Regions from separate parts of the Homo sapiens genome. Here region 1 is linked to region 2. The links are chromatin loops, found by intact Hi-C in ENCODE. Cell type or tissue: lower leg skin. All regions are shown on one strand. Links, peaks and the distances in the headings refer to the core of each region. The heading gives the core; the rest is flanking DNA. Region 1 overlaps HMG20A (high mobility group 20A). Region 2 overlaps PEAK1 (pseudopodium enriched atypical kinase 1).

What was found. A loop is a pair of places that touch in the nucleus more often than their neighbours do. Peaks named below come from ENCODE experiments on the same cell type or tissue, not always from the same donor. Only the 100,000 strongest peaks of a DNase experiment are listed, where the experiment ranks them.
Region 1: a loop joins it to region 2, with 4 times the contacts of the local background. A loop is called at or near these places in 3 of 110 quality-filtered maps.

Annotation. Positions count from the first base shown.
Region 1 is chr15:77,476,539-77,492,557 of GRCh38, reverse strand. HMG20A (high mobility group 20A) reads right to left here. Exons shown (of 10, transcript NM_001304504.2): 7 at 14,928-15,003; 8 at 14,048-14,263; 9 at 13,237-13,379; 10 at 6,955-9,588. The coding sequence ends at 13,243. Among named protein-coding and RNA genes, the nearest start is that of HMG20A, 64 kb to the right of the region's middle. In lower leg skin, for the core only: no CTCF peak of the experiment used is centred there; no DNase peak of the experiment used is centred there.
Region 2 is chr15:77,356,614-77,372,632 of GRCh38, reverse strand. It overlaps PEAK1 (pseudopodium enriched atypical kinase 1), which reads left to right. Exons shown (of 10, transcript NM_001385026.1): 2 at 7,408-7,470. Among named protein-coding and RNA genes, the nearest start is that of PEAK1, 55 kb to the left of the region's middle. In lower leg skin, for the core only: no CTCF peak of the experiment used is centred there; no DNase peak of the experiment used is centred there.

The sequences.
Region 1 (16,019 bases), core at 3,903-11,902, 120 kb before region 2:
TACCCAGCCCCCGACTGCATGCTCTTCTTACCTTCCATCCTGGCTATTTTAACAGTCTCCTAACCAGTCTATCTCCATACTGCCTTGAATTCAAGAGTATTTATGCTAAGGACCACAATAATGGATGGGGGGAAATTACATTTTGATTTTCACAAACCTCTAATTGAAAATTTGCATTTCTTTTGATTATAAACATTGGCAACAAGCCCCAGTAGTATTGGCAGGACCTGTGACTTTGCCACCAACAAGATCACAGATATTTTCATACTATATTATAGACATTGCAGATGTTGAAATATTATTTATGGTCACTACTACTTTAAAATTATGGTCATTATTAGAACTAGATCATGTTATTTAATGCTTTATCAAGAAGCACAGGTATTCCTACATAACACATTGTTAATATTTTGTTAGCTATATTTTAATATAGTGGATTTCCTTTGTAATTTTATTTGTATTTTATGCACTTAGAAAACATTCCTAGAAGGGTCCATAGACTTTACCAGATTGCCAAAGCAGCTCGTGGCAGAAAAATGGTTGAGAGGCTGTGGTGTAGTTTTCCTTATGTCACTGCCTTGCAAAAACAGCCTTGAGGCCTTCCCTCTGCCTGCAAAACAAAAGCTAAAACCCTTGGCTTGACATTCAAGGCCCATTTACAATCCATTTTCAGAACACCTCACTATCTTTCTTTTTGGTCAGTGCCCTGGATATAACCTGTGTTCCAGTCACGCTGAATTACTTGAGTACACCAAAAATGTACTTCTATCTCTAGGTCTATTTCTAGCTTATCTTAAGGAACTACTCTTTTTCTAAGGCCCAGCTCAAAATGTTATCCTGGTAAAGCTCTTTTGCCTTCCCCCAAGCAAAACCACTGAATTTTTCCTTTGTGTTTTCCAGAATACTGCGCTCACAGCCGTTTGATCATTTATCAGACCCTATTGTAGTTAGCTTTTGTATCTATTTTTTGTTACATTGTGGGCTTCCAGTGGAGAGGGACTTCCTCAACTTTACACCCAAAACACATAGTGAGTACTTGGAAATGCTTGAAAAAATGAATGTATCTAAAATACTCATTCTTCTGAGGGATGAATAAAATCCATAATTACTATATTAGTTTGTCCTTTAAACCAAGAAATTCTTTTGATAAATATAACATAAGTCTACTTCAAAAATCCACCGGCCCCAAGAAAAATAGGTTGTTGTCTTACATTCCAGTGCCTGGACCCAGCTGCCTTCAGTTGACTTCTATCCTTGAAGATAGCAAAAGCACCCCTCACAGGAGCCCATTTGCTGAGTCTTTAAACCTTCTGACTGTATCAGTGATGTCTTCTCACATTACCCTTCTTTGAATGATGCCAAATATATTTTTGACCAGTCTCTTTTAAGCAGACGCTTTCCATTTCTTGCCCCAGGATTTTCTAATGGTCAGGTTATGGCATGATTTTTATATCCTAGAACATTCAGCTGCTTTATGTCAATCTTAAACAAATGCAGATGCAAGTTTTAAAAATTCTTTTCCTAAGAAGCGTCAAGAATTAAAAAGGAGACCATTCCTTAATTTCACAGTTCAACGCACAACGTAACTGGATCTACATGTGTGCACATGCGCTGAGGATAGAAGGAATGTTAGCAAACACTGACCTGAACTTAGAATCTCAAGGAACCACAGACTTTTAGGAACTGAAAGGAACTTTTTAACTGATAGCAGGGAGATGTGTGTCTTGCCCAGGGGCTCATCTGTTGTTGGGACTTCAAGTTTAGCCAGTCAAAAACAAATCCTTGATTTTTCTTCCGTGATGTTTCATACTTAAGTCTGCAATCTCAGGCCATGGCACCTCTCTCCATTACCCAGTTTTCCAAGCCAAAAAAACTGAGTCATTCTTCTTCTTTTTCTTATAGAGATGGGGTTTCACCACGTTGCCCAGGTTGGTCTTGAACTCCTGGGCTCAAGAAATCTACCCGCCTTGGCCTCCCAAAGTACTGGGATTACACGCGTAAGCCACTGTGCCCAGGAAAAACTGAGTCATTCTTCTTTTTCTTTCATTCTCCACATCCCACTCCTCAGCAATTCCTGTCCATTATACTCCCAAACTATATCCTGAATTAATCTGCCTTTTCCCACCACTCTAGGCTAAGCCACTGTCATTTCTCACTTGGGTTCCTATGCCAGCCTTCTCCTAGTCTCTCTGATTCTTCTCTTGCCCACCCCACAATTCTCTATACAGCAGCCAGAGTGACCCTTTATTTTATTTTACTTTTTATTTTTTGAGACAGAGTCTTGCTCTGTTACTCAGGCTGGAGTGCAGTGGCACAATCTTGGCTCACTGCAACCCCCACCTCCTGGGTTCAAGGGATTCTCATGCCTCAGACTCCTGAGTAGCTGGGATTACAGATGCGCGCCACCACGTCCAGCTAATTTTGTTTTGTATTTTTAGTAGAAAAATACAAACATGGTTTCACCATGTTGGCCAGGCTGGTCTCCAACTCCTGGCCTCAAGTGGTCTGCCCACTCCCACCTCTCAAAGTGCTGGGATTACAGGCATGAGCCACCACGCCCGGCCTAGAGTGACCCTTTAAAAACAGAAATCAGATCTTGTCACTCAGTTGTGTAGAACTCTCTTCACATTACACTTATGACAAACTGCAAACTCTTTACGACACTTCTGAGGATCTACATGATCTTGCTATTGCCTGCCTTGCAACTTCAAAGCCACTCTGCCTCTCGTTTACTCTGCTCCAGCCTCACCAGCTTTTTCTATGCCTTGAAATTCCAGAGTTCATTCCTGCCTCAGGATTTCAGCCTTTGTATACCCTCAGCCCTTCACCGGGCTGGCTCCTTCAAATCAATTTTGTCTTTCTTCAGAAGATACTTTTTCAGAAAGGCCTTTCTCTATCCTAGCTTATATCATTTCTTCTTATCTAGGTAATTAGCTGAGATGAGTTTGTTAGGTTACTTGTTTGTAGTCTCTTTTTCCCCAGCAAGGGGAAGAGCTCTATGGGGACTAGGACCCAGAACAATTTCTAACGCAAGAAAGATATTCAACAAATATTGTTGAATAGGTCTAATTCCAGTTCTCAGACCCACCATACCATGCTACGGCTTTGAACTCATGCCACTCTCATTAGTTATCTCTAAGACAGTACGGCTATAGTGGAATGTAAAGCCACAGTTATCTGGATATAAACCATTTCTCTACCTGTTCCCTGTTCTGTAACTGCACAAGTCACTTATCAGATCTGTGTCTTAATTTACTTACTGTAAAAATGAGTACAGTAGTCCTACTCTGTAAAGTTGTGGAATTACATAATTTACATAAAAAGCACAGCAGAGTGGCCTATGGTATATGTCTGTTATTTCTCTTTTCCCTTTAGTCTTCCACAAATTATAACAACTTATATTTAAGTGTCTTCTACTCTATGAGAGGCACTATTCTAAGTGTTTTACATGGATTGACTAATCTACATAAAAACTCTACAGGACAGAAATGATAAATATCACTATGTTACAGATGAGAAAACTTAAGTCATACAGTGGTTTATGCAACTTGCCTAAGGTCACGTAAGAGGAAAGCAGCAGAATCCAGACCTGAACCCAGCAGTGTTGTCCAATTTCAGAGGTAATAAAACAGTCATTGACTATCTTTATTGTGATCCCATGGTAAGAAACACATTTTACATTAAAAGTGTATGTAGACATATGACTGTATCTGAAGTGTAAGTTTCACAAAATAATACCCTTAACTACCTGTAGTGCATTCTGATAGTTTCTCATTTTAATTTTTAAAAATGTTTTTGACCAACTTACTGATTTAATGATCTATGAATGAATCAAAAGTGAACTTTGAAAAACTGCTTGTCTAAATTACAATTAATCCAAATGTTCTGACCTTCCAGCTACCTCAACCTCTACCAGACAAACTCTGATAGCTATCAGTTCAGATTTTCATATTTCATTTACATTCCAGATAAAGCCCTTATTAATTAGTTAAGATACTGATCCCCCACCCTGACTCAGATCTACTCTCTATTGCAAACTCTTTTGCACTTATGGAAAAAATATCTCATCAGGTAAGATTCAAATAACTTTTTCACTCTCTAAAAATTATTTGTCTCTATTAAAACTATTAATACAAGCTGCCCTATGTTAGAAATATTTATGTACAAGTCTGTCCTTCCCACTAGATTATCAGAAATTATGGAGGGCAGAAACCATGTTTTATAAACATCTTTGTATTCCCAAATAAAGGGTGAATTAAAGTGAAATGAAGAGAAGTTGGTATAAAAAACTCTGGCTCTTAAGTGTTGGATGGTGTGTGTGTGTGAGAGAGAGATTCAAATAAGAGAATCTCTTACACTGAATCTTACATATTCCCACATAAACATATAAGACATCCTCCCACTGATCTGGTGTTGCAGGTGGTTTATAAAAATCCTTCTATCTGGAAAATCTGCATTGGCCATGCACTTAATTTCCCAATGCCATTCTTATCTTCTTGTGGCTCCTCCTTTTGCATTTCACTAAGCTAAGAGAATTTACATTTCTACCTCTGGCAAAAGTTTCCCCCTGTAGACACATAGTCTTGTGAAAACTAAACTGAAATGGTTTCTGGATGAGCAGATGTACATTAACAATTTCACCTAGTCTGATTCTCAATCCTGATTTCTTTAATGGGCTGGCATATAAACTACTGCTTATATCCATAGATACTGAAGTATATATTTGAGTGCAGGCTATATATCAAAGGTAAACAAATAAAACAAAGAAAAAACCCCTGACTTGGAACTCTCAGTTGCAAGGCAGGAAATTCTTTCAGAGGGCAGGAAGTAGCTATGAGCTTTTCCGCTAAGCAATACTTCAATTTCCCCACCCTTAGGGAAAGCTTGTCCTGGTGTTGTTTCAATTCAGCAGATGCTGAGCAGTTAGAGAAAGGGAACAAACAACTAGGGGAAGTATTACCACCTGTTTATGTTGATTTTTACTAAACAAGACTGGCCACCAGCTGTTGTAGGGTAGGGGAAGAGCTAGATGGGAACAGGAAATGGCAACTCAGATGGAAGCCAGTTTTTGGCTTTCTGGCTCTCCGGGGGAAAAAAGTATCACGGAAGTACATGGTCATTCTCAAATGGCCAAGAGACAAAGGCAAGATAATGCACTCCATTCACTAGCATGGCGGGGTTGGGCTTAGAGTGCATAAATGAAGTCACACATAGTTATGAAATTAACATTAGTTGCCTACTCTATATTCATTTTCTCCTTCTTCCTTACTAAAACCTGTATTGTTGGGCACAGTGACGTCCATGCAAAAATGATATTTCTTGGCCTCCTTTATAGCTAGCTATAGTCACATGATTGAGTTCTGGCCAAATTAAGTGAAAGTGTTGAATACGATTTCCAGGAAGACTCTTTAGAGGGCCCTGACTCAGCTAGGTTTGCTCATTTTGTCCTTGCCCTCTTTTCCTCATGCTGCCAGGAATTTCAGAGTGATGGCTGATGGTCAAGTGGCTATTTTGGACCACGGGGTGACCTTGAGAAAGATCATGTTGTGGAACAGACAGGAGCCTCCATACTAGCCTTTAACTGCCCAACTTTGGCATAGTTTTCTATGAGAAAGACACACTTCTTATTTAAGCTGTTGCTAGTTCTGCTTAATGTAGAGCCAAACTCAATCCTAACTGAGATACCCTGATAGTTACTGGCAATCATGTAACAGATACTTCCTATCTTCCTGTCCTCCAAGGCAAGGTGGATTCTGTTACCTTACTCTATCCTTCTTACAATAGTACAGGATTGCTGAGGCACGTGTTATGTCAGAAGAGGAAACTGGAGTTGAAACAAATCAAGACTTGCCCAATGCCACACAAATGGCTACTTGGAGAGCAGCAGGCTCTGGAAACCAGGTTGCCTCACCCCTAGGATTTTTAAAAGCATAGTAGAAATAGGTGACAAATTTCCTTTAAAAATATTTTGATTAGTTATTTTCAAAAAGCAAGCATTTGGCTGGGCGTGGTGGCTCATGCCTGTAATCCCAGCACTTTGGGAGGCCGAGGCTGGTGGATCACAAGGTCAGGAGTTCAAGACCAGCCTGGCCAACATGGTGAAACCCTGTCTCTACTAAAAATACAAAAATTAGCTGGGCATGGTGGCGTGCACCTGTAATCCCAGCTACTCGGGAGGCTGAGGCAGGAGAATCGCTTGAAACTGGAAGGCGGAGTTTGCAGTGAGCGGAGATCGTGCCACTGCACTCCAGGCTGGGCAACAAGAGCAAAACTCCATCTCAAAAAAAAAAAAAAAAAAGCAAGCATTTAAGCACATCTCCTTTCTTCTATCAAATGATCTTCTATCAAGGGGACATCAGAGTCACTGACTTTAAAAACATCCTTGTAAGTTGTCTTCAGAATACTACTGCTATATTAAAATGAATTAGAATTCACTGTATTGTTACAGCATACATTAAAAGAGCTGACTTCTCAAACCGGTAAAGATACATTTTGAAGTAGCAATTAGTAAAATGAATGTGTTACTGTTTTAAAAGCATAACAGATGTCATGATTAATGTAGAGTTGACAAAGTCTTTAAGAGGAAAAAACAGAAATAGAACTTTTTTATTTATTTTTTATTTTTTTGAGACGGAGTCTCGCTCTGTTGCCAGGCTGGAGTGCAGTGGCACGATCTCGGCTCACTGCAACCTCCACCTCCCAAGTTCAAGTGATTCTCCTGCCTAAGCCTCCTGAGTAGCTGGGACTACAGGCTCATGCCACCATGCCCGGCTAATTTTTGTATTTTTAGTAGAGACGGGGTTTCACCAGGTTGGCCAGGATGGTCTCGATTTCTTGACCTCGTGATCTGCCTGCCTTGGCCTTCCAAAGTGTTGGGATTACAGGCATGAGCCACCGTGCCCGGCCAGAGGTAGGACTTTTTGTTACAAAGCAAGTAAAATTGAAACAGGTGAATTCAACGTAGAAAAGTTTTAATGAGACAAATGTCAAACAAGCACATCAACTTCTTAAAAAACAAAGAAAATCTGAAAGTTTAATTACAAAAACACTTATACAGAAAACTTGGCATTTCAACAGTTCCAAACACATGTACACAAGTTTTTTCTAAAATCAGTCAGAAATAAAATACCTTGTCTCCCTTTCCTCAGCTGCTTCTTGTATTTTAATTAAAAAGAAACAAAGAAATCTGTAACACTGAATAGGCAACAACTTATTTCTTGAGAACATAAAAGTACAGTAATATCTACAGGTGTACTGGGAAACATGAGTTAGGTATTGTGCTAGCCTGTAACTTCATTTACTGCCTCCTCACTGAGCACAGAGGAGAGAGGAGGTGGCACAGACCTGGTCTATAGATACTGACAGTTTTGTGGCATCTGAATCCCAGCCACCAGAGGCAGGTGAGTAGCTACTGGGAAAGACAGCATTTCAGAAGCAAGCTGCTTATTTTGTGAAAATGATTTCATACTGTAGGCTCTCTTGAAATCTCATGCATTCCTGAATATGCAAATGTTTCAAGTCACTGTCAAGTGTCCCATCTAGAGTCAGAAGAATGATGATCCTGGACCATGTTATGGCCTTTTCTGGTCACAAAAGCAGTGCTAGCAATGCTGCACAAAACTGAACACAAATGAGAAACAGAAATATGAGGAGGAAGGAAGACAGGACACAAAGCATCTGGCAGAAGGAAAAAACAAAACTCCAGAATGGGCTCTGGATGTCCTTCTGCCATAGACAGTGAGTTCTAGCTTGGGCTTTGCAGACAAGGAGTCTAAGAGAAGTGGCAGAAATAGCAGATGATGGCAGGGAAATAGGAAAATACAGAAGAGCAAGAGAACTGGCTAGGTTTATAGCAATAGATAATAATGGGGTCTTATTCTAAAAAATTGCCAAGTGATGGTATGTGGGTTTCAGCGCATGGATATTTGATATATGTTCATATAAGACATTTTAAAAACAGATTTTGTTGCTGTTGTTTTCCTTTGGACTAATAAAGAAAACAGGCAAGGAGATGCTGAGAAGACAGGATGGTGTAGCAACATGACAGGTAGTTCTGCCCTATGCCCTGACTTATGGGCATACTATGAGAGGGGCCGCACTTCTATCCACCTGCCTGCAGTGGTGTGGGGCCCAGACAACGGGCTCTGCTTGCTCTGCCTTTGGTTCCAAAGATCTCAGCTGTAACCTTTAGCCTTGTGCTCTGCAGTGTCAAAACAAAAACAAAAACAAAAACAATGAACAACCAAAAAACCCTGAGGTAAGAATCAGAACCTCTCTTTCCTTTTGCTGTTAAAGGAACCAGAAACTGCTAGGCGTGATGCTTGAGCCCAAGAGTTGTAGGCTGTAGTGTGCTATGATAGCATCTGTGAATAGCCACCGCACTCCAGCCTGGGCAACACAGGAAGACCTCATCTGTAAACAAAACAAAACAAAACAAAACAAACAAAAATGAACCAGAAAGTCCTCTTTACTTATGCTGTTAAAGAAAAAATCACTAAGGAGGGGGAAGGAAGGGAAGCCTGTCTTCCTCACATGGATTCAGCAGTTAATGGCTACAGAAGGAAGACAAAGGACATGAGAATTCTTCCTTGCTTTTTTTGTGAGCTCAAGTGACTATTTTGAATGATATTTCCACCTATCTAGATCTATGAATCATTACTCCTAAAGAAGACAGGAATTCCCTCAGTTTTCACTTACAATAAACTTAGGGCTTTGTACTCTTTCCCTTTCTCCTCTGTTTACAAGTGACCTTTTCCTCAGCAAAAATGCTCCACAAGACATTGTCAACAGATGGGAACAGAAGAGCCTTGCTGGGGCTGGGACTCCATGTCTGTGCAGGAGCAATGCTTAGAAAACAGCAGGCAGTACCAGTGAGGAAGGAAAGAGCATTCTCCTTTAGGGCAGCAATCACAAAGCCACACTGAGGGCTGGCACCCACTGAGCACCGTGTGGGGTAGGAAACACAGCCTTGCTCCACAGGGCACTGTCAGCAAGAAGCTCCTTTCTTTGGAGTCACAGCAGGGCAATGATGGGAGAAGACTGGGCCTGTCCAATGCAAGAAACTCTCCTTCAGAACCTTGCTGAGCAACCAGTTAGTCCAGAGGTCAGAAAATGGAGATGTATAAATTGGTGGGGGCCAAGGAAAGCAAAAATAACCCCCAGAGGCATTTAAAAAAGTGACAGCTAGGTAAGAAAACTGGAGCTCCACTGATAAAAGGGTCTAAGCGAAATTACAATGAAAAGTCTTCCTTTCTGCAGCAGCAGATGTCAGCATCCGGGTCACCTAGTAAGCTGAAGATATGCAGATCCACTTTAACAGAAATGGAAATGGTAGGAACCTGAAGACCCGGGAGAGTGGCTGTACACCTTCAAAGCTTCACATAAGGACAATTCCATAGGAAGCTCATATACATGTTGCTGCTCCCTCATTTGGCTTCCTGGGGTGATGGCCTTTCACTCACTGATAATTCTTTCACAAGCAAAGGGATCTGCACTCTTTCTCTGCCCCCACTCAGTTCAAATTTCCATGGATGGCTTCTCATTCCTCACAAGTAAAAACACTTATGGAACATCTTGGAGTTCTAAGACCTGTAGAATCAGGAAAACAAAACAAAACAAAAACAAAAACAAACAAGGAAAATAACACCAAGAAAGTAAGTATTGAATGGAAGGGGTTAGCGCTATGGATTTTAAAAATGCTTTGGTTTCATAAGCGTTAAAGTGAGTGCAGGGTGTATGTAAACTGAAGAACTCATAAAGCTGTAAGCAGGCAACCTCATTGAGATGTTTTACATAACATTTCAATGAGAAACATGGCCCTGTTCCAGTTCAGCAACAATGGGAGGTAGGAAAATCATCAGCTAAACACAGAAAAGCAACTATCAGGGACAAACCTGAGGAGGGAAAATGAGTACCCTACTTTAGTCTGAAGAATGTATGGTCAATCAAAACCAATTTTCTTCAAGTGTTAACTAAGGATATCTGCATGTATAGAGATGTATTATGTGCATATAATCAAGAACATTTCTCATATTAATAAAAATACAGTCACATAAGATTTTTTTTCCCTAAACTCAAACAGCCAAATATTATCATTGAAATCAGGCAACATATGCATTTTAATAGTTTATATAAGGTAGTCACCTTTCAACTTAAAATCACCCTCATGGCCTCCTCCTAGCTCCACTTGTCTCTAGGTACTACTCAGCTACAAGAAAGGTGACAGACAGGTAGGGTAATTCTTCCACTGTATATTTATCAAAATAATTTTAAAATGAGCTAAAATTCTATAACATTATAATTCCTGGATTACAATTTTTATCTGTTTACTTCCTATGTATCTTAATGCTCTATTTCAGGATTTTTTAGTGCTTTCCCCTTCCCCCATCCACCTCTTCCTTAGAGCAATGTTTTAGAAACCCAGTGAATGAGAGAGTTTAGATATCTGTGGTTCTAGTCTTGGATTCTGTACTCATCTACGCAGATATTTTCAAGCAAGATGTTTCTCCTCTCTGGGATTCAGTTTCTTCATATATAAAATGTTAGATTTCTAAAGGTCCCTAATATGCTCCTCTGAAACTTGTAGACCATTAGCTTCCCTTCACTCACTGGCTCCTGACAGTGGATGAAAACTTTGCCAAACTCTTGTCAGAGTAATTAATTGCATCATGAGTGCTGGGGACATCAGCCTCGCTGTCTGTACATATTTGTATAATGAGGCCAAACCAGTATTAATCACAGTCTTTGTAATTGTTTCCTTTGACAGTTTTGGGGGTGTGGGGAACCATCTATTGTTAGTTATGTTTGCATGGCTAGACTGTAAGAATCTGTAGTAATATAACAGTTCACACTTTTAGCTATTTTTTCAGGGGCAAAATATTTGTAGGTTAAAATCAAGGATAATAGTAATATTCTAAGTTTTCAAAGACTCATCAGAAAACAAATAATATAGTTTATACTCTTGAGATGAAAAAAGCTTTAGGAGAGTCTTACTGGCAAAATGCTCAAAATGGAAAACCACTTTTGGGTCAATACTTAATTAGCTGCCCTGTATCTATGTGAAGAGACACGATGTTATCAATTAATGTTTTCTTTCACAATCTTCCACACTGTTTCTCCCAGCTCTCACTTTTCAAGCCTACAAGAGTGCTAATTGAAAACACTGTACGAAAATGGGAAGGATGATGAGCTCCTGAATATCCCAGGCCTAGATTTACAAGCTGTTCCCTTCATAAGCAGCAGCAGTAATGCCACTTCTTTATTCTGCAGGGAGTCCAGCCATCTCTAAGAAGTACAGTCCATTCCATCTGGCTACTCCCTAGAAGGATAGTAATCCTTTCCCCATCAGAGCATGGCTGAGGCTAAAATATAATGCATTGCCTTGTACAGTTACCATCCAAGGGCATCACCAAGAAGTATAAAGACTTCTGCCTTTGTCTTTACTAGGCATTTATCTTTATATATGTTGCTCAAAGTCCAAACCAAACCAGAATATAAATTATGTATATGAGTGTGCTCATGTACTCACAGGACAAATAAAGATTCAAACCCATGACCATTCTAAGGAACATATCCTGCTGTTGACTCTTATTTTAGTATCCATATATGGCCACCTCATTGTAGAGTCTAATCTTAAAATTTCCACACAGTTTATATGTCTGCAGGTATGGAATAACTTAACCAATAGAGCAAAGGGATGCCAGTTTTGTGGGATGGCATAGTAAAGGGGTATCCTATCTCTAGGAATTTGAATGAATAAATACCAATTCCATTTGAGAAATGACCATTAGTACCAAAAAGTGTCATGGGTAGATCTCTTCTGGAAAAAAAAAAAAAAAAGGATACATACTACTGCTCATTTGTTGAACATATTTTTTAAAAACTTATTTTCTCTCTCTTTTTTGCTTATTGAGAATTTTATATTTTTATTTTGTTTTTTTTTTTTTTGAGACAGAATCTTGCTCTGTTACCCTGGCTAGAATACACTAGTGTGACCCTAGCTTACTGAAACCTGAACTCCTGGGATTAAGTGATCCTCCTGCCTCAGCCTCCTGAGTAGCTAGGACTATAGGTGTGCGCCATCATGCTCAGCTAATTTTTTTCATTTTTTTTTAAAGCAGGGGTCTCACTATTTTGCCCAAGCTGGTCTTGAACTCCTGGGCTCAGGCAATACTGCCTCAACCTCCCAAAGTGCTAGGACTACAGGTGTGAGCCACTGTGCCCCACCAAGAGTTTATTTATTTTTTATTTAAAAAAATTTTTGAGACAGTGTCTTGCTCTGTCACCCAGGCTGGCATGCAGTGGTCTGATAATGGCTCACTGCAGCCTCGCCTTGACCTTCTAAGCCCAAGTGATCCTCCCACTTTAGCCTCCCAAGCAGCTGGGACCACAAGCGCATACCACCATGCCTGGCTAATTTTTTGTATTTTTTGTAGATACGGGGTTTTGTCATGTTGCCCAGACTGGTCTTGAACCTGGACTCCAGCGATCTGCCTGCCTTGACCTCCCAAACTGCTAGGCTTACAGGTGTGAGCCATTGCACCTGGCTGAAGAGTTTATTTTTTAATCTATCAAAACCAGGGAGTTACCTGTTTGTATGGTGAGTCCACATCAACATTTAACAGACAACAGTCACTGTGTTATTGAGTGGTGAATATAAAAGCTTCCTACTTATGTAGGCTCACATACATACAATGTCTCACTGACTACTTCTAAATTATCATTAGTATTTTCCAGAGAAAAGGAAGATTAAAAATTAAGTTATATTTATTTTGTTCTGAGTGCTGTTTTGGGGATGATTTCTTCTAAGTTTCCCACTCACTTTTCAAAACCTTTTGGGAAACTAATGCCCAAGAATACAGCTAATAAGTGACAAAGCTAGAAATGAGGTCAAGCCACAAAAACCATGCTTTTCCCATTAAACCATTCTGAAGCAAGCATAAGAAAAAACTGTCTTGAGTCTGTTTTCTTTTATTTTTAGAGACAGGATCTCTCTGGACTTGAACTGCTGGGCTCAAGCAATCCTCCCACCTCAGCCTCCCAAGTAGCTGGGACTACAGTGATTCTCTTTTCTAATATTATTTACTACATTTAACAACCATGCAACAGGAATCTTAACCAAGTCTCCAACTTGTTCATCCAATGTAATCCCAGGGTTTTAGTAGTATTGATAAAGTCTGATGACATCTTATTTTTGATGATGTGCTGGCATATAAATATTTATCAGTGAGCACTCACCATTCCCTAACGATCGAGTCTGTTCACAACTTCTCGAACTGTAGCTATGAAGTTTTCATTGTCTTGGGGATTAGCTAAAATAATACTGTGCAGTCTGTTCATATATGAGTCAATGGTGTCCACTGTAGGTGTCTCTCCACTTCCTGAAGTGAGATAAGAAGAAAGTAAGAAAATCCTCCCTATTCAGTTGTACCATAAAACACAATTTCAAAGAAACAGTGATTCTAATGTGGTCTGCTCCACAGACATGCTTTTAATTTTAGAGGAGAGACTTTTAGATCTCAAAGAAATGAAATTAGTCCACATACTCTAAATAAACAGATGGGCTATATAATTGCTGTATAGTATATATGAGCAGCTGCATGTAACAGAAGGTTAGACTCGCTCAGCTTTCTGCTATGACTATCTTCAAAATGAAAGAGTATATAAGAAATACCAGTGTTCATTCTCCCTTCCTTCCCGTTAAAACAAAAACAACTAAAAAGCAAACAAACATACATAAGAAGAAACACTCTCAAGATTTACTACTCAGTTTCCAGTGTTCTGAATAGCAAATTAAGCTTAAAAGAGGGGAAAATAGATATTAAAATATAAATGGACAAAAATTTGAATGACCAGAGAGCCTGAAACATTGGACGATTTTAGCCAATACTGACATTCTATTATATCCAGAGAAGAAAAAATGTAGTTTAATTAATTTTCCTCTGGAGGAGATTTCAATCTCTCCACACCAGTACTAACATAAACAGCACCCCACTCCACACAACACACACACCCCTGTCACTGACAGTTCTCAGGCAGGAGGACTTACCAGGCAAGGGCATGCTGGCAAAGCTGCTGGTCAGCACCTGCCGCAGGGTCTCCAGGTGCTGCTGTAAGACTGTGTTGCGGCTCCGCTCCTGGATCACATCCACCTCCAGCTTCTCCACTGCTGTGCGCATGCTCTCCACGTGCTTTTGCAGGGCTGCATTCCTCTCCTCAAACTCCATGTTGGATTTGCGAAGCTGGCGGAGCTCTGCTTCCCGAGCTGAGGACATACATCCCACAGAACACATGCAGCACTAGAAGGAGTCTCTGAGGAGTCCCAATGACTCTTACAGGGAAGTTCTGCTTAGCTGCCTCTAATTTAGCTACCCCACCTCATCTCCCTATTCTCATTATGGCATTCCAGATAGCAATTTCAGCAATGAAACGCCTGACTCCCCAGAGCTATTTTAATTCTTAAAGCTAGTCACATTCCATACATAAGATTGCAACAAACAGTTTCAATTCCCAGTATTTTTTTGTTTGTTAGTTTTTGCTTTTTAAATTGTACAATCAGAAGCCTGAGGGGTTTTGCAGGGGGATCCTGGGAGACTGGCCAAGCACAGCTGTAGGTACCCATCTTTACCACAATGGGATCAGACTTGCTCTTACTTATTTTATATTTTGGACTCCCATGTAAGTTTTTATTTGTGCAAGGGGTTCCAGGCTAAGAGTTTGAAGACAAGTGAATTTGTGATTTGCATTTATTTCCTTTCATCCAGAGACCAAAGAAGCTTTGACAACAATGCCCTAGCTTTCCTTCACTGGTCTTTGAGTAGTCCTAAGGAGGGATAACACTACCATTGCTTTTGAGCAATGAATTTCTTCTGAGAACTAAGTCCCCTGTCAAAAATCTGAGAAACACAAAAAGAAACTTCAGTAATCACCTTTGCTATGGTTCAAGAATTCCTCTGTAAATATAGGGATGTCAAAAACAGACCGTTCCTTTACCTCTGTTTCTTTCTGTGAATCAAGAGGAACAAAACAGTTAATTCTTAATAGAAGATAAATTAAATAATAGTGCCTGAAGACAATGATCATGTCTTCTTTAAAGAAAGAATAGGGTGAGCAGGAATCAGTCCAGGTGAGTCTGTGAGGGAAATGTATTCATCTTTTCATTGGAATCCAACTTTCACAGAGCTTAAGCAGGTAAAGTATTCACTTCTCTCAGGTATACAACTACTGTGCAATTAGAAACCTTAAAACAAAGTTACGTAAATTTCCCTAATGGAGAATTTGAAGCCATTTCTTAGCCTTGTGTTTTGAATAGTCAACAGTATACAGTTGTGAAAGTGATTGCAGTGGGAATTGAGAAAGAGTAGTTTTTTTTCAGTCACTTTTGTTGGTTATGCATGTAAAATGCTCCCTGAGATAAGATTATGCAATATAAATTTGCAGAGTGGACAATAAGAATTTTAAGCAGAAATGTAACTGCTATGAGCAATAATTATGATATTCCATTGGTACTTCTATTTACTTAAGAGAGGCAGCCTATCTTTGGGGTCTTTTAGATTTTCTTTAGACACAGGAAAAATAAACAAACAAACACATGAGACCGAGAAATCAGAAATAACCAGGCTCTAAAAATTAGAAAGCAAACGATTATGTGAGATACAAAAGAATAACAAAGCCTAAAATTAATTCACCAATAAGCCATTAAAAATAAAAAAGCCTCACAAGATCATTGCAAAATATATTCCACAATGATCTTTAAGAATAAAGTCAATAACTCAAGATGCTTTGGCTGTCGTTTCTAAAATGAATTTGAAGTTGAAAGCATTGTGAATATTAATTTTAAGTGTGTTGGCATAATGTTCAAAATTTTCCATAACAAAGGTGGTAAAATGGCAGGAAGTGAGAAATGAAGAAACTGCTAGTGAAATCTTAAGATCCCAGGACCTTTATAACATGAAAAACATGCAAACATAATACCTAGATTTCATTCCTATAAACAATTGTTTAAAGCTAGACAGAATGTA
Region 2 (16,019 bases), core at 4,113-12,112:
CAGCCATATCTAAACTATTTTAGATACAGGGAAAGGTAGAATAGGAATTTGTTATAGTTCAGGGCTATACTAAGCATTCATAGAGTAAGAGTGTGATTAAACCCTCGCTTCTGATTCATTGAGAGGCTTCTAATGAGCAAACACAGATTCAAACAGATTGAGGATGGTAGTTTTTTTAATGACATAAAACTGCTGCCCATGAGGCTTTTTGGCTGACATCATGAAACTAATTTTGCTTAATGGCTATGGAGGGCTACAAATTCAAATGTGCAGAAAATGCAGTAAATTGCTGGCCTGTCAGATTCTTGTTGCCTGTCATCTTTTATCTGAATGGCAGCTTTTGTATCCAGATTGTCAGGAGCAAGTATGTGGACCCCTTTAAGGTTATATTTGTACATGCTTGAATAATTCAATTCAGAGCCTACTAAATATAGCAAATCGACAACAGTGGAGCAATGCATCTTCTTATACTTGTGTAATTAGGGAACACATCTATTGGATATCTCTTCTCGTATCAGAGAACTCTTGAAATAAGTCAGGCTTTCTAAGTTCTGCTTTTATTGCCAGAGTTGTTGCCTTATACCTTTGAAATATAGTGAAGTCATGGAGAGCAGAGAAAACATTTTCTCTATGACTGTTCAACTCAATGAGTGATTTTAAAGTACCCATTATGTGCTAGGAATTACGTGAAATACAAAGATGAATAAGTGACTGTTTTCTGTTTTGTTTTTAGTTTTATTTATTTTTTTGGGACAGAGTCTTCCTCTGTCTCCCGGGTTGGAGCGCAGTGGCGCGATCTCAGGTCACTGCAACCTCCACCTCCTTCAAGCAATTCTCCTGTCTCAGCCTCCCGAGTAGCTGCAATTACAGGTGTGTGCCACTGCACCTAGCTAATTTTTGTATTTTTAGTAGAGACGGCATTTCACCATGTTGGCCAGACTGGTCTTGAACTCTGGACCTCGAGTGATCCTCCCGCCTTGGCCTCCCAAAGTGCTAGGATTGCAGGCGTGAGCCACTGCGCCCAGCTTCTGTTAATCAAATTATATGGTTTCCTTCCTCAAGCTGTATTTAGAAAAAAATGTCATGATGATGATGGTGGTGGTGGTGGTGGTGGTGGTGGTGGTATGTGTGTAGTGTTACAACAAAGGCTACAATAAAGATCTGAGTTACATGTGAATAGATTATTTGCTTCAAAGATGGTTTTGAAATAATTGTTTTAAGTTTTTTGATGGCTTCACTTTTACAACACTTTCAATTAATGTTCCTTATCTTCTCTCTACTTTCTATTATACTGCATAATTAAAGGAAGGAATATTTTCAGTGAAATATATATTATGTTCCAATATTATTAATTCAACAGGTATTTAGGTAGCATCTACTAGGCCCTAGGTTTGGAGTGAACCAGAATGTGAAAGGTTGCTATCCATAGAATAAAATTACTTAGTAAAAAGGTAACCAAAATAATGAAGTTTTTACTTTCAGCCCTTTTGGTTTGATTAATGATATGAAAATAACATAATTCAGCCTTAAAGTCACAGAATTTATATTTGATTTTGTAGATGTGTTGGATTTTTCTTTCTTTCTTTCTTTTTTTTTTTTTTTTTGAGACGGAGTCTTGCTCTGTTGCCAGGCTGGAGTGCAGTGGCGCAATCTCAGCTCACTGCAACCTCCGCCTCCTGGGTTCAAGCGATTCTCCTACCTCAGCCTCCTGAGTAGCTGGGACTACAGGCGTGGGCCACCACACGTGATTAATTTTTTGTATTTTAGTAGAGTTGGGATTTCACCATTTTGGCCAGGATGGTCTCGAACTCCTGACCTCATTATCCGCCTGCTTCAGCCTCCCAAAGTGTTGAGATTACAGGCATGAGTCACCGTGCCTGGCTCGATGTGTTGGATTTTTATGTTCACAAAAGTTATCTGAAGACATATGCAGAAATAGACTGTCTCCATTGAATTTTGATTAACTGATCAGCACATTAAATCTGTGGGTTTTGGTAACATTCAAAATTATGGGTAGGCAAGGGACTTTAGAAATTGAGGGCATTCTCTGTGTCATCACTTGGTTAGAGGCAAATCTAGGGAAACAAAAAGATGAGAATCACTACTATAAGAAATTATCCCTTTTATACCTTTGCTCATTTCCACTGCCTGGAACGTCCCTTTTTCTTCTCTGCTCTTTCTCATATCTTACTCAAAGACTTTCCCAAGGTGGTACCTAAACATTTTCCCCTGAGGTGACATTTTGCTTCTTGGAATTTTATAACATTTTATTTATTACAACTTTCAAGATTTTTAAAACTTTTTTGTGTGTACCTGAGCTCTGTTTCCTATTGGATTATAAGCTTTCCAAAGGTATCATGGATGTCAAATTGGGCCATGAAGGATGGAAGGAATTTGGATAGGTGGAGAAAGGAAGTCATGTCCATAGGAGAGAAACCACATAGACCAAGGTCCATAGGACAAAACAGATGCTTTTTCAGGAATGCTAGTAGCTTAATTTGCTTGGTTTAGAGAATATCTTAGTAGAGTAGAGGGAGATGAAGTGGGGAGATGAAGTGGGGAGAATAGGAAATGATCTTTGATGCTGAATTAGTAAAATATGAAGGTCATCAGCACTTCACTTTTAGTTGATTAGTTGTGTGTAGGAAAGGCTCAGTGGAGAGTTGGAGGAGAGTGTACTTACTGTGTTGTACCTCTTTTTTTAATTCCCAGATTACTTCACTAAAGGAAAAGGGAGCCAGTGTTGTGGTGAGATGTAAAGCACTTTTGACCCAGGATACAGTAGATCCAGAAGATGGAAACCTATGAGCCATAGTCAGCGCCTTTGCAATATCATGGGAAGGAAAGATGGTCTTCATGCCTCCTTCCAGTTCTAATATACTATGATGCCATGGCACAGTTCAAATCTTTGGATCAGAGCCACCACTAAGACCTGTTTCATCCATTTATGAATTATTTAGTTCAGAAGTCAGCAGACCTCTGTAAAGATCCCCTTTAAACTTTTAAACTTTGTGGCAATATACTACCTCTGTTGCATATTCTTGTTTGTTTATGGCCCTTTAAATACGTAAAAACCATTCTTAGCTCATAAATCAGACAAAAACAGGCCCTGGGCTGGATTTGGCTCTTAGGCTATAGTTTGATCACTGATTTAGTTGATTAGGGTACTTGTTCCTGCACATATGGTTTCTAGAATTTAGAAAACCAAGACCAACTTGGTGATGGTGTTTTCCCATCTGTCTGTATTTTCAGTGACGACTCATAGGTTGTATTTTCTAAGGGTCGAGAAGCTAATACTTAACAAGAACTCTCCATTTGCATTCCTGTAGTGTTGGCAATTTTGTGTTTTGGGTTTGTGCTGTCTTTCTAAGTGCTATGAAAACTTCCTGGTGTCTGAGTCTATCCATCTTTACTATCTGTACCGTGATTCACATACAAATATTTTCTGTGTTGTATCCTTAATGTCTGAGACTATTTTACTCATCTTTACTAGCTGTAACCTGATTAGCACACATTATTTTAGTGCTTCTTAATGGTTATCAGTATAAATAGTGCATTTTATTTGTATTTTATTGTAAATTATGAAGTTTTATACTTTTTGAATACAACATGTAAGTGCAAATGTCAAACTTGAGAAGGCAACATATTGTATAGTTATAATTAAACATAGTGATTTAATTTCAGTGATCACTGGTTTAAAATCAGTTCTGGATTAGATTCTTCTATATATGTTCTTTCTCTTTTGCTTCATGTGTATTCCCTATAATGGAGTAGTTATCTCAGATTTTTCTGTCATGAGAAGTTAGTGCATATAGTCCCCTGCATATAGTCGTAATCCCTTGTCCCCAGTATCTTGAATTGCTACACTCACTGCTGAACATGAAACAAGTATTTTCTCACTATATTTTTACTTGTTGATTACAATTTGTTAATGATATGTATCCAGTGTTTCTATTTGATTAATCAAACACTTCTTGCTCTTTGCTTAATGCTTTGTCTCCATTGTCTTACTTATTGCTTTCTATGTTTCATTTATATTTTTCTACAATTTCTTAGAGTTTTAAACCCTCAAGCAGTTTTTATAGTGGTAAAACTTTTAACTCTTTTTTTTTTTTGAGATGGCATCTTGCTCTGTCGCCCAGGCTGGAGTACAGTGGCGTGATCTCAGCTCACTATAACCTCCGCCTCCTGGGTTCAAGCAATTCCCCCGCCTCAGCCTCCCTAGTAGCTAGGATTACAGGCACCTGCCATCACGCCCTGCTAATTGTTTTTGTATTTTTGTAGAGACGGGGTTTCATAATGTTGGCCAGGCTGGTCTGGAACTCCTGACCTCAGGTGATCCGCCCGCCTTGGCCTCGTAAATTGCTGGGATTACAGGCATGAGCCACCATGCCTGGCCCAAAACTTTTAATTTTTTAAGTAAATAAATGCTCAAAACTCATAACATTTTTAAATGATTAGTTATCAATACATATTCTTATAAACACATTCACACATTATAATACATTCTAAATATATGTTATATATTACATATTAAACACTGTAGAAAATTTAAGCTTATTTTCAGGAAGATTAGGTAAACAGATAATCATGAATCCAAACAGTTTTTATAGTCACAACTTACCTGTCATTTGCCAGCGTAAAGATTATAAACAGATGTGGTTTACAGATGATAGTTGATGCTTCCACATTCACTGGCAATGGTGATCACTTGAAAGCCCCATCTAGCTGAACCTTGGAGAAACATACCCAAGCTTGGAGGTATCCCTCTACCACTTAGAATGCTGTTTGTACATGGAGGCATGTAATGAATACTGAATGAATAAATTATTAAAACCTCAAGCTTATTCTAGGCTTAAGCTCTGGTTCTCAATAAAATACCACCAAATAAACATAAAAATACGTACTTACTTAGAGCATTTTGAAAGTACATAACTTAAGGAAAAATGAAAACTACCTATGTAATATTTATGCAAAGCAAAGCACTATTAACATTGTATGTATTTGTAGCCTCTTCTATGCAAATTTATGTATTACACATTTCAAATTACCCAACAGATGAGCATTTTCCTATCATTAAGCATTTTTATTTTACTTTTAAAATCCACTTTAGTAAAATTATTTATGTGCAGTACAGTTTGAGGGGTTTTGACTAATGTGTATATCCTGTTGACAACCGCCATAATCAAGATATAGAACATTTTAATCACTCTTAAAAGCTTCTCTTAAGCCCCTTTGCAGTCAATTCTTTCATACAACCTTTGGTTCCTGCAATAACTTACCTACTTTCTGTCAGTGGAGATTAGTTAGTTTTACCTGTTCTTGAATCGTATACATGAAAAAATTGAGTAGACAGTACAGAGAGTTCCTATGTATGCCCTTTACACAGTTTCTTCTGTTAGTCATTAAGCATCTTTGATAAGCAGTTTTAATGATTGCTTAATATTCTAGCTTATTTAGCAAATCATTTGTACTTTTAGTTTGCTTCTAGCTCTTTTTTGAGATGGAGTCTCGCCCGGTCGCCAGGCTGGAGTACAGTGGCATGATCTCGGCTCACTGCAATCTCTGCCTCCCGGGTTGAAGCGATTTCCCTGCCTCAGCCTCCTGAGTAGATGGGATTACAGGTGCACACCACCACACCCAGCTAATTTTTTGTATTTTAGTAGAGACGGGGTTTCACCATGTTGGCCAGGATGGTCTCCATCTCCTGACCTCATGATCCACCTGCCTCGGCCTCCCAAAGTGCTGGGATTCCAGAAAGATTTTACCAATTGCTGGGCGTATGGATCATGCCTGTAATCCCAGCACTTTGGGAGGCTGAGGCATGTGGATTGCTTGAGCCCAGTAGTTCAAGACCAGTCTTCGTGGACAACATGGCAAAACCCCATCTCTACAAAAAATACAAAAATTAGCAGGGCTTGGTGGTGGGCACCTGTGTAGTCCCAGCTACTCAGGATGCTGAGGTAGAAGGATCACTCGAGCCTGGGAGGTCTAGGCTGCAGTGAGCTGTGATCACGCCACTGTACTCCAGCCTAGGTGACAGAGTGAGATCCTGTCTCAGAAAAACCCGAAAAACAAAAACAAATTTACCAATTTAAATTCCTATGAACAGTGTACAAAAATGCCTGTTATATTACATTATTATAATATTATATATTATTATATTACGTTATCACTTGTAGCTGTCAGTATAGCCTAGATTGTGCTGTAGTAACAAACAGTCCTAAAAATCTCAGTTGCATAATACAACAAAGTTTATTTCTTGCTCATGTTACATGTCTAATACATGTCAGCAGGGTTGTTTTTTTCTCTTCAGAGACATTTAGTGAACTCCATAATGACTGCAGTAGCTGGGAGGTCTGTAAGTTGTGTAGTTGGTCTTAAAGCTTATACTTAGAAATGTGTAACATCACGTCTGTGTACATTTCAGTGGCTAAAGCAAGTCATGTTTCTACACCTAAGTTGAAAGAGGGCAGTGAGGTGCAATCTTACCATGAGTCTGGTAAGGAGAAGAACTGGAAGGGTGCCAATGACTATAATCTTATTTTTAAAACAATTATAATTTCATTGATCAAAGATGATATCTCATTTTAATTTCATTTTCTTTGCTAATGTAGAGAACATTTTTTCCATTTTTCATACTTAGTAGACATTGGTTTTATTTAATTTACTTATTTGCTTAGGTTTTATAAACATGTGCTATTGATTTACTTTTACATTTCCAGATTTTTAAATTCTGTATTTTCTATGAGGATGGGCAATCATAATATAGGGAGTGTAAACTGTAGAAAATACTTTCTTTTGAAGAATTGAGTTGATGAAGGAGATTGATTTTTTTCTCCTGTTTATGTAGTACATGTTTTGGTATCTTTTTTTTTTTTTTTTTTTTTTATGAGATGGAGTCTTGCTCTATCGCCCATGCTGCAGTGCAGTGGCATGACCTTGGCTCACTGCAACCTCCGCCTCCCGGGTTCAAGCGTTTCTCCTGCCTCAGCCTCCCGAGTAGGTGGGACTACAGGCACACACCACCATGTCCAGCTAATTTTTTTGTATTTTTAGTAGAGACACGGTTTCGCCACATTGGCCAGGTTGCTCTCAAACACCTGACCTCAGGTGACCCGCCCACCTCAGCCTCCCAAAGTGCTGGGATTACAGGCGTGAGCCGCCGTGCCCGGCCTGTTTTGATATACTTTTAATTTCAAGAAATACCAACATTAATCAAAGGCAATAGAAAGTCCAGGAGAATTTCTTAATTCTTGACATTCTATAGATATCTAAAGAACAGCTTGGACGTAAAAATTTAGGAGGTAAATGATCAAGTTAGGGTTCTATTGAAATAATTAAATTTCCATACTCAGATTCAACCATATTGACCATGTCTTTTTCTGTTTGTTTTTTACAATTCAGGTATCTGCCCAAACTGGAACTTATGCTGTAGACATTTCTTTGTGGTTTATCTAAAAACCAAAGGTGAGATAATTTATGAATTCATTTGCCTTTTAATATATATTTTATAATGAGAAAGAATTGTTTTTGAAAAAATTTAAGGCAATATCAAATATCTTTTCCTCTGAGTGTTTTAATAGGAAAGTTATAAAACTACATATAGAGTATGCTTACTTTTAAGCATGTTTATAAGACATTTGAAATAAATGAAACTTGTTCTAGTGATAAAATACTTTTGAGTGAATTTTTTCTATATCTTTAATACTCAAAGACGAAATTCATACTACTGTTCTCTGATATACTTGAGAATATATTGGCATTATAATCTAATATTTTTGAAGACAAGTCTTCCATTAGTTAAATCATAGATTAAAACAACTGCTATTTTAATGGGCCATTATTAAGAGCTTTCTACCACTCTACTCTCTTGGACTTGATGACTTTCTGTAGTTCCCTGTTTGGGAGCCTCTGTAATAAGGATATAGGTTAATAGTTGCCTTCTATAGAAAGCTTCCCTTTTACAGAAAGCTTCTATAGATAGCATTCCACTCTAAAGGTAGGATCATAGCCTTTTCCCGTTTCTTACCTGTCTTGGCTCAAGTCCTCTTCTTGTTAAAATTTTTCCAAATACATCGTTGTAAGTCTCTCCACCTTGAGTCTGACTGCTCTGTCAGCCATTTTTATCATTGTCAACAGATTATTTTTTTCTTTAAAAAAATGTCAGCCTGTCCGTCTACTACTCTGAGTCCTTCAGTATCTACATTCCTTAAGGATTATTTTACAAACTCATTTACAGAGCAATAGTGGTCTAGATATGATATGAACACTAACATCATGTATTCATATTATATCTTTACTGAGAAATAATTTCCATGCCATAAATTCCACCCATTTAAAGTGTAAAATTCAATAGTTTTTATTATATTTACAGAGATGTGCAACCATCACCACAGTCTAATTTTGGAATATTTTCATCACTCATTTTTTTCTTTGAGATGGAGTCTCTTTCGCCCAAGCTGGAGTGCGGTGGCAACATCTTGGTTCACCGCAACCTCTGCCTCCCGAGTTCAAGCAGTTCTCCTACCTCAGCCTCCCCAGTAGCTGGGATTACAGGTGTGTGCCACCATGCCTGGCTAATTTTTGTATTTTTAATAGAGACAGGGTTTCACCATGTTGTCCAGGCTGGTCTTGACCTCCTAACCTCAAGTGATCCTCCCACCTCGGCCTCCCAAAGTGCTGGGATTACAGGTGTGAGCCACCTGCCTGGCCTTTCATCACTCTTAAAAGTACTCATTAGTAGTCTCTACTCATTCCTCCCTCCCCTCAGCTATTAATTTATTTTCTGCCTATTGTGGACATTTTATGTAAATAGAGTTGCACAATATGTTGTCTTCTGTGACTAATTTCTTTCATTTAACATAAAGTTTTTAAGCTTCATCCATGTTGAAGCATGGATGAACCTTGATTCCTTTTTATGACTGAATAATATTCCATAGTGTCAGGAGCTTAGCTGGGGACACAGAGCTGAGTTACTTTAATCACTTACCGAATTAGGATAAGCAAGAAGTTAAAGCTGAGAAAGTGCAGGCTCCCTCCTGTCAAGTGGATCAACACAGAGGTGGGGATTTTCTCAATGCTGAGGGAGCCCCCAGCAAAAGGTTCCTGCTGTTTTATAGATCTGGGGTGGGTTGGAGGAAAAGGTGCAAAGGCTAGGAGTGGAGGAAGGTACTGAGTCAGAGTGGAGGAAAGTGTTTTTAGTGTTTTCCCTCTGTTGAGGAGGCCTCTCCATAGTTGCCTAAGGAAAGGCCTCAGTTAAAGGCCACAGAGACTTCTGAATGAAGGTACCTGGGCTACTAATGTAGATACGGTAAAGAGCATGGCCATTTAGGAATACCTGAGTCTTGACTGCAGCTTGCTTTAGAGATGTCAGTGCACCAGGTATGCACCAAATCTGGTGTGGGGAGGGCAGTTTTCTCCTGTGAAGCCTGCCAGGTAAAGACTGTAATTGTTTATGATCAAGCTAAAAAAAGTGGTCTGGCATGGTGGTTCATGCCTGTAATCCCAGCACTTTGGGAGGCTGAGGCAGGTGGATCACCTGAGGTAAGGAGTTCGAGACCAGCCCGGCCAACATGGTGAAACCCTGTCTTCACTAAAACTACAAAATTTAGCTGGGTGTGGTGGTGAGCATCTGTAATCCCAGCTACTTGGGAGGCTGAGGCAGGAGAATCGCTTGAACCCAGGAGGCGGAGGTTGCAGTGAGCCAAGATCACACTATTGCACTCCAGCCTGGGTTACAGAGTAAGACTCCGTCTAAAAAAATAAATAAATAAATAAAATAAAAAGTCACACTTTTTTTTCTTTTTTTTCATCCACAATATCTATATGCCATATTTCATTTATCCATTTATCAGTTGTTGGACATTTGGGTTGTTTCCACTTTTTTGGCTATTATGAAAATTCTGCTGTGAACACTTATTTGTGTATAAGTTTTTGTGTGGACATAGGGTTTCATGTCTCTTGGATATATACCTAACAGTAGAATGGCTAGGTCATTTAATAACTCCGTGTTTAACATTTTGTGGAACTGCCAAACTGTTTTCTAAAAAGACGGTACCTTTTTACATTCCTACTAGCAATGAATGAGGGTTTTGATTTCTCCATATCCTTGCCAATACTTAACATTGTCTGGGTTTGTTTTGTTTTGTTTAATATAGCCACTCAGTGGATGTGAAGTGGTATATGGTGGTTTTGATTTGTATTTCCCTAGTGACTTATTATGAACTTTTTAAATATGCTTATTGGCCATTTGAACATTTTCTTTTTCTTTTTTTTTTAGTTTTTAATTGACAATAATAATTGTACATATTCATAGGTACATAGTGATGTTTTAGTACATATATGTTAGTGATCAGATAGGGTTATTAACATATCCATCATCTCAGACATTTATCATTTCTTTGTGTTGGGAATGTTCAATATCCTCTTCCTAGTTATTTGAAACTATGTATTACTGTTAACTTTAGATTTTCTTCCTAGCTATTTGAAACTACATATTACTGTTAACTATGGTCATCTTACTGTGGTATAGAACACTAGAATGTATTCCTCATATCTATTGGTAATTTTTTATTCTTTAACAAATCTCTCCCTGTCCCTCCCTCCCTACTACCAATGAGTGAGAACATGCAGTGTTTATTTAACTTTTTGTTTCTGGCTTATTTTACTTAGCATAACGTCCCAGTCTCATCCATGTTGCTGCAAATGACAGGATTTCTTTTTTTTTTTCTTCATGACTAGATAGCATTCTCTGGTATATATATATTCCAGATTTTCTTCATCCATTCATCCTTTGTTGGCCATCTAGGTTGATTTCATATCTTGGCTATTGTCAGTAGTGCTACAGTAAACACGGAGGTGCAAATGTCTCTTTGATATAATGATAGTCTTGTCTTTGGATAGATTCACTGTAGTGAAATTGCTGGATCATATGATATTCTATTTGTAGTTTTTTGAGGAACCTCCTTGCTGTTCTCCATAGTGGTTGTACTAGTTTACATTACCATCAGCAGTATATAAGAGTTCCTTTTTCTCTGCATTTTCACCAGTATTTGTTATTTTTTGTCTTTTGATAACAGCTGCCATCCTAATTGGGGTGAGATGATACCTCAATGTGGTTTTTATTTGCATCTCCTTGATTAACAATGTTGAGCATTTTTTCATTCTTTTTTTGATTGTTTTTGGTTTTTCTGAGACAGGGTCTGGCTCTGTACCTACGCTGTAGTGCAGTGGCATGATTATAGTTCACTGCAGCCTCAAACTCCTGGGCTCAAGCAATCCTCCTGCCTCAGCCTCCTAAGTAGACAGGACTACAGGTATGTACCACGATGGCTAATTTTTTTAAATTTTTTGCGGAGATGGAGTCTAGTTATGTTGCCCAGGCTGGTATATGTCTTCTTTTGAAAAATGTTCATTTATATCATTTGCCAATTTTTAAATCAGATTTTTTTTGTTTGTTTGCTTTTGAATATGTTTGTCCTTGTATATTCTGGATATTAATCTCCTGTGGGGTGAGTAGTTTGCAAATATTTTCTCCCATTCTACAGGCTATCTTTTCACTCTGTTGATTGTGTCATTGGCTGTACAGAAGTTAATTTGATGTAATCCCGTTTGTTTCTTTTGCTTTAGTTGCCTGCGCTTTTCAGGTCTTATCATAAAATCTTTTCCCAGACCAGTGTCCTGGAGCATTTTCCCCTATGTCTTCTTCTAGTGGTTTTATTGTTTCAGGTCTTTGATCCCTTTGTGAGTTGATTTTTGTATAGGGTGAGAGGTAGGGGCTTTAAAGACATTTTTATTTTCATCCTTTGCCATTTTAAAATTAGGTTATTTGTATATATATGTTTATTTATATTACATATAATATAAATGTATATTTACATTAAATAGAAATACAGTTGTGCCTTGGTATATTCAGGGAATTGGTTTCAGGACCCTTGTGTATACCAAAATTCACACATAGTCAAGTCCTGCATTTGGTCCTACTAACCCACCTATAAAGAAGAGTCAGTCCTCTGTATAGGTGAGTGTCACATCCCATGAATGCTGTCTTTTTTTATCCATGTTTGGTTGAAAAAAATGCATATAAGTGGACCTACACAGTTCAAACCTATGTTGTCCAAGGATCAACTTATATGTGTATATATATTGGCTGGATACAAATCTCTTATGAGAAATGATTTACAAATATTTTCTCCTATTCTGTGGGTCTTTTCACTTCTTGATATTGTCCTTTGAAGCACAAAAGTATTTATTTACTTATTTATTTTTTTGGTTGCTTTTGGTGTTGTATCTAAGAAACAATTGTCTAATTCAAGGTCCTGGGGAATACTCATGTTTTCTTCTAGGAGTTTTATTGTTTCACCTCTTATTTTTATGTCTGTGATGCATTCTCACTTAATTTTTATAAATGGTGTAATGTAGGGGTTCAACTTCATTCATTTGTATGTAGATATCCAGTTGTCTCTGACTATCGGATTATCTTGGCACCCTTAAAGAAAACAAATTGCCTATAAATGTAGGGGTTTATTTCTGGACTTTCAATTCTGTTCCATTGATTTGTCTATCCTTATGTCAGTACCACATTGTCCTGATTGCTGTAGTTGTATAATAAAGTTTTGAAATTGGGCAGTGTAAGTTCTTCCAACTTTATTCAAGATTGTTTTGGCTCTTCTGGATTGCTTATATTACCATATGAATTTTTGGATTAGCTTGTCAATTTTTACAAAAAAATCCAGCTAGATTTTGATTGTGTTGAATCTGAGGCAGGAATCTTTAAATCAGTTTGGGGACTTTACAGTCAGTCATCCAATCTGTAAACACTGAATGTTTTTCCATTTATTTAGGTCTTTAATTTCTTTCAGTGTTTTATAGTTTTCAGTGTATGTCTTATAATTCTTTTGTTAAATTTATTCCTAAGTACTTTATTTTGTTAATAGTATTCTAAGTGAAATTTTTTTTCTAATTTCATTTTTGGATTATTCATTGCTAGTATATAGAAATATAATGATTTTTGTATCACACAACCTTGCTGAACTTATTTGTTAATTGTAATAGTTGTTTATAGATTACTTAGGGCTTTTTAATATGTAAGATCATGTCATCGTGTCATAGTGATAGTTTTACCTCTTTTCTGATCTAGATCCCTTTCATGTCTCTTAACTGCTCTGGCTGAAACCGTTTTTTTTTTTTTTGAGACAAGGTCTTACTCTGTTGCCCAGGCTGGAGTGTAGTGGTGTGAACATGGCTCACTGCAGCCTTGACTTCCTGGGTTCAGGTGATCCTCCTGCCTCTGCCCCTCAAGTAGCTGGGACTACAGGCAGGCGCCACCATACCCAGCTTATTTTTATATATTTTTTGAAGAGATGGGGTTTCGCCATGTTGCTCAGGCTGGTCACAAACTCCTGGGCTCAAGTGATCCTCCCGCCTTAGCCTCCCAAAGTGCTGGGATTATACATGTGAGCCACTGTGCTCAGCCCTTGTCTCGTTTCTGATCTTAGGGTGAAAACATTCAGTCTTTCAGGATCAAGTAAGATGTTAACTATGGGTATTTCATAACTGCCCATTATCAGGTTTAGGAAGTTCTCTTTTAGTCATAGTTTGTTGAATGTTTTTGTCAGAAAGTATATGAGATAACGCTTATTGAGATCTTTCTGTATATGCCAGACCCTATGCTAAGTGGTTTATATTTAGCATTTCATGTAATCTTCACAGTAGTCCTGTGAGGTAAAGACTGTTATTTTATCCTCAGATAGAATAGATACAGTCAGATTGTTTATTTCACAACTTGTGTGTTCAGTCATTATCCATTAAAATTTCTGTACAAACCATACTGATTTATATGTTACTTTGTACATGCTAGTTTCCTCCTCCTAAAGTGCTCTCTCGCTTCCCCATATAAAGTTGATTGCTAAGCTATCACTGCACTTTGTACTTTTTCACTATGTTGTGATTGTTTGTGTATGTTTCTCTCATTTTAGAAACTATGCTTCTTGAAGTCAGGGACTTTGTCATTTTCATTTTTAAATCCCCCAATGCTCAGTGGAGAGCCGGGAGAGAGAAATATCACAGAAGCAAAGAGATTAGAGTGTTTCGAAAAGGGTGGCAGTGTTCATTAGTGTCAGATGCTACAGAGAAAGTTCAAATAAAATAAAGTTTACAGCATGACTTTTGGTTTGGTCTTTTAGTGACCTTAGTAAGATTGGTTTTTTGTTTTTAGTAGCAGTGGAGACAGAGGACAGATTCTAGTGTGTTTAGCAGTGAATGGGAGATGAAGAAGAGACTATCAAAGAGTATAGACTACTCTCATGAGAAGTTTAACTGTGAACAGAAGGAATGAGTTTAGGGTGCTTGATAGAGGGGAACATAGGGTACTTTTTAATATAGGAGAGGCTTGAACATGCATATATACAGAGGTAGGGGAAAAAGGAAACAGGTAAGAGCAAAATTGTGGAAGTAGAGAGAGAGAGGAGAATAATAGAACAGGCTCCTTGCAGAAATGGCAGATTGCATGTAGAACACATGATAGAACATAAGATTTGCCGGGAATGGCTTCTTTCTTCTGAGGGAAGGAAGTGCTCATGGATGCAACTAGTGACAAATTTGTGGATGTGAATTAGGAAATATAGGGAGTTTTCATTTCCTCTGAAGCAGAGGACAAGGTCCTTGGCTTGGCTATGTGGGAAAAGGCAACAGGACTGAGATACGGGATTTGAGGGGAGTGGTAAAGGTTTGGAATAACTACTGTGGGTCATGGAAGAGTTTGCTTATTAGAAATAGAAAAAGTTTTCGAGGGCCTCTGTCTCTTCTCTGTAATTAAAAAAATAGAAAAGGTATGTGGTCAGAAATTTAGATAGTATAAAATGATTCATAGATAGTGCAAATGTACAAAATTAAATCTTTCACCTTAGATCCTCTGTCTCTATTTTCAAAAGAAACTAACATTAGCACTTTATTTACTTTTAAATTATTTTTGCAAACATACATATGCATCAATATATATGGAGTTTATTTTGATCTGTGAGAATTTACTGTTCTACTTTTTGCTTCTTACTTTTTTTAAGACAGGGTCTTGGCTCATGCCTGTAATTCCAGCACTTTGGGAGGCTGAGGTGGGCAGATCACTTGATGTCAGGCTTTTGAGACCAGCTTTGGCCAACATGGTGAAACCCCATCTCTATTAAAAATACAAAAATTAGCCAGTTGTAATGGCACATGCCTGTAGTCTCAGCTACTTGGGAGGCTGAGGCACGAGAGTCGCTTGCACCCCGGAGGCGGAGGTTGCAGTGAGCCAAGATTGCACCACTGCATTCCAGACTGGGTAACAGAGTAAGACTGTCTCATTTAAAAAAAGAAAACAAAACAAAAACAGTGTCTTACTCTGTCACTCAGGCTGAAGAGCAATGGCATGATCACAGCTCACTGCAGCTTCGTACTCCTCGTCTCACATGATCCTCCCACTTCACCTCCCAAGTAACTGGGACTACAGGCATGTGCCACCATGCGCTGCTGATGTATGTTTTTTTCTTTTTTAGAGAGTGGGTCCTCTTACGTTGTCAAGGCTGATCTTGAACTCCTGGGCTCAGGTAATCCTTCCACCTCAGCCTCCCAAAGTGCTGGGATTATAGGCGTGAGCCACTGGACCTAGCCTACTTTTTGCTTCTTAAACTTACTTCTGTATCTTGGAGATTTTTCCATATATGTAGATCTACTTCATTCGTGTTTATAGCCACAGGATATTTTGTGTGTGGTTATAGTATAATTTATGTAACCAGCATTTAGATGAATTCTATCTTTACTCTTGTAAAAGTCATGTTGAATAAATAAATTCCATCTTTTAAAAAATACAAAATCATTATAATGCCTTAATTCTGTGCCTTAATTTTGGATTTCTATATATGCACACCTTGAGCAAACTATAATATGTATAAAAACTGGGTTATTGTTGAAACGTAAAGACAACTTAAATATTTGAAAGTGATCATGCTCAATTTATTCCTGGGATTAAGAATAAGAATCTT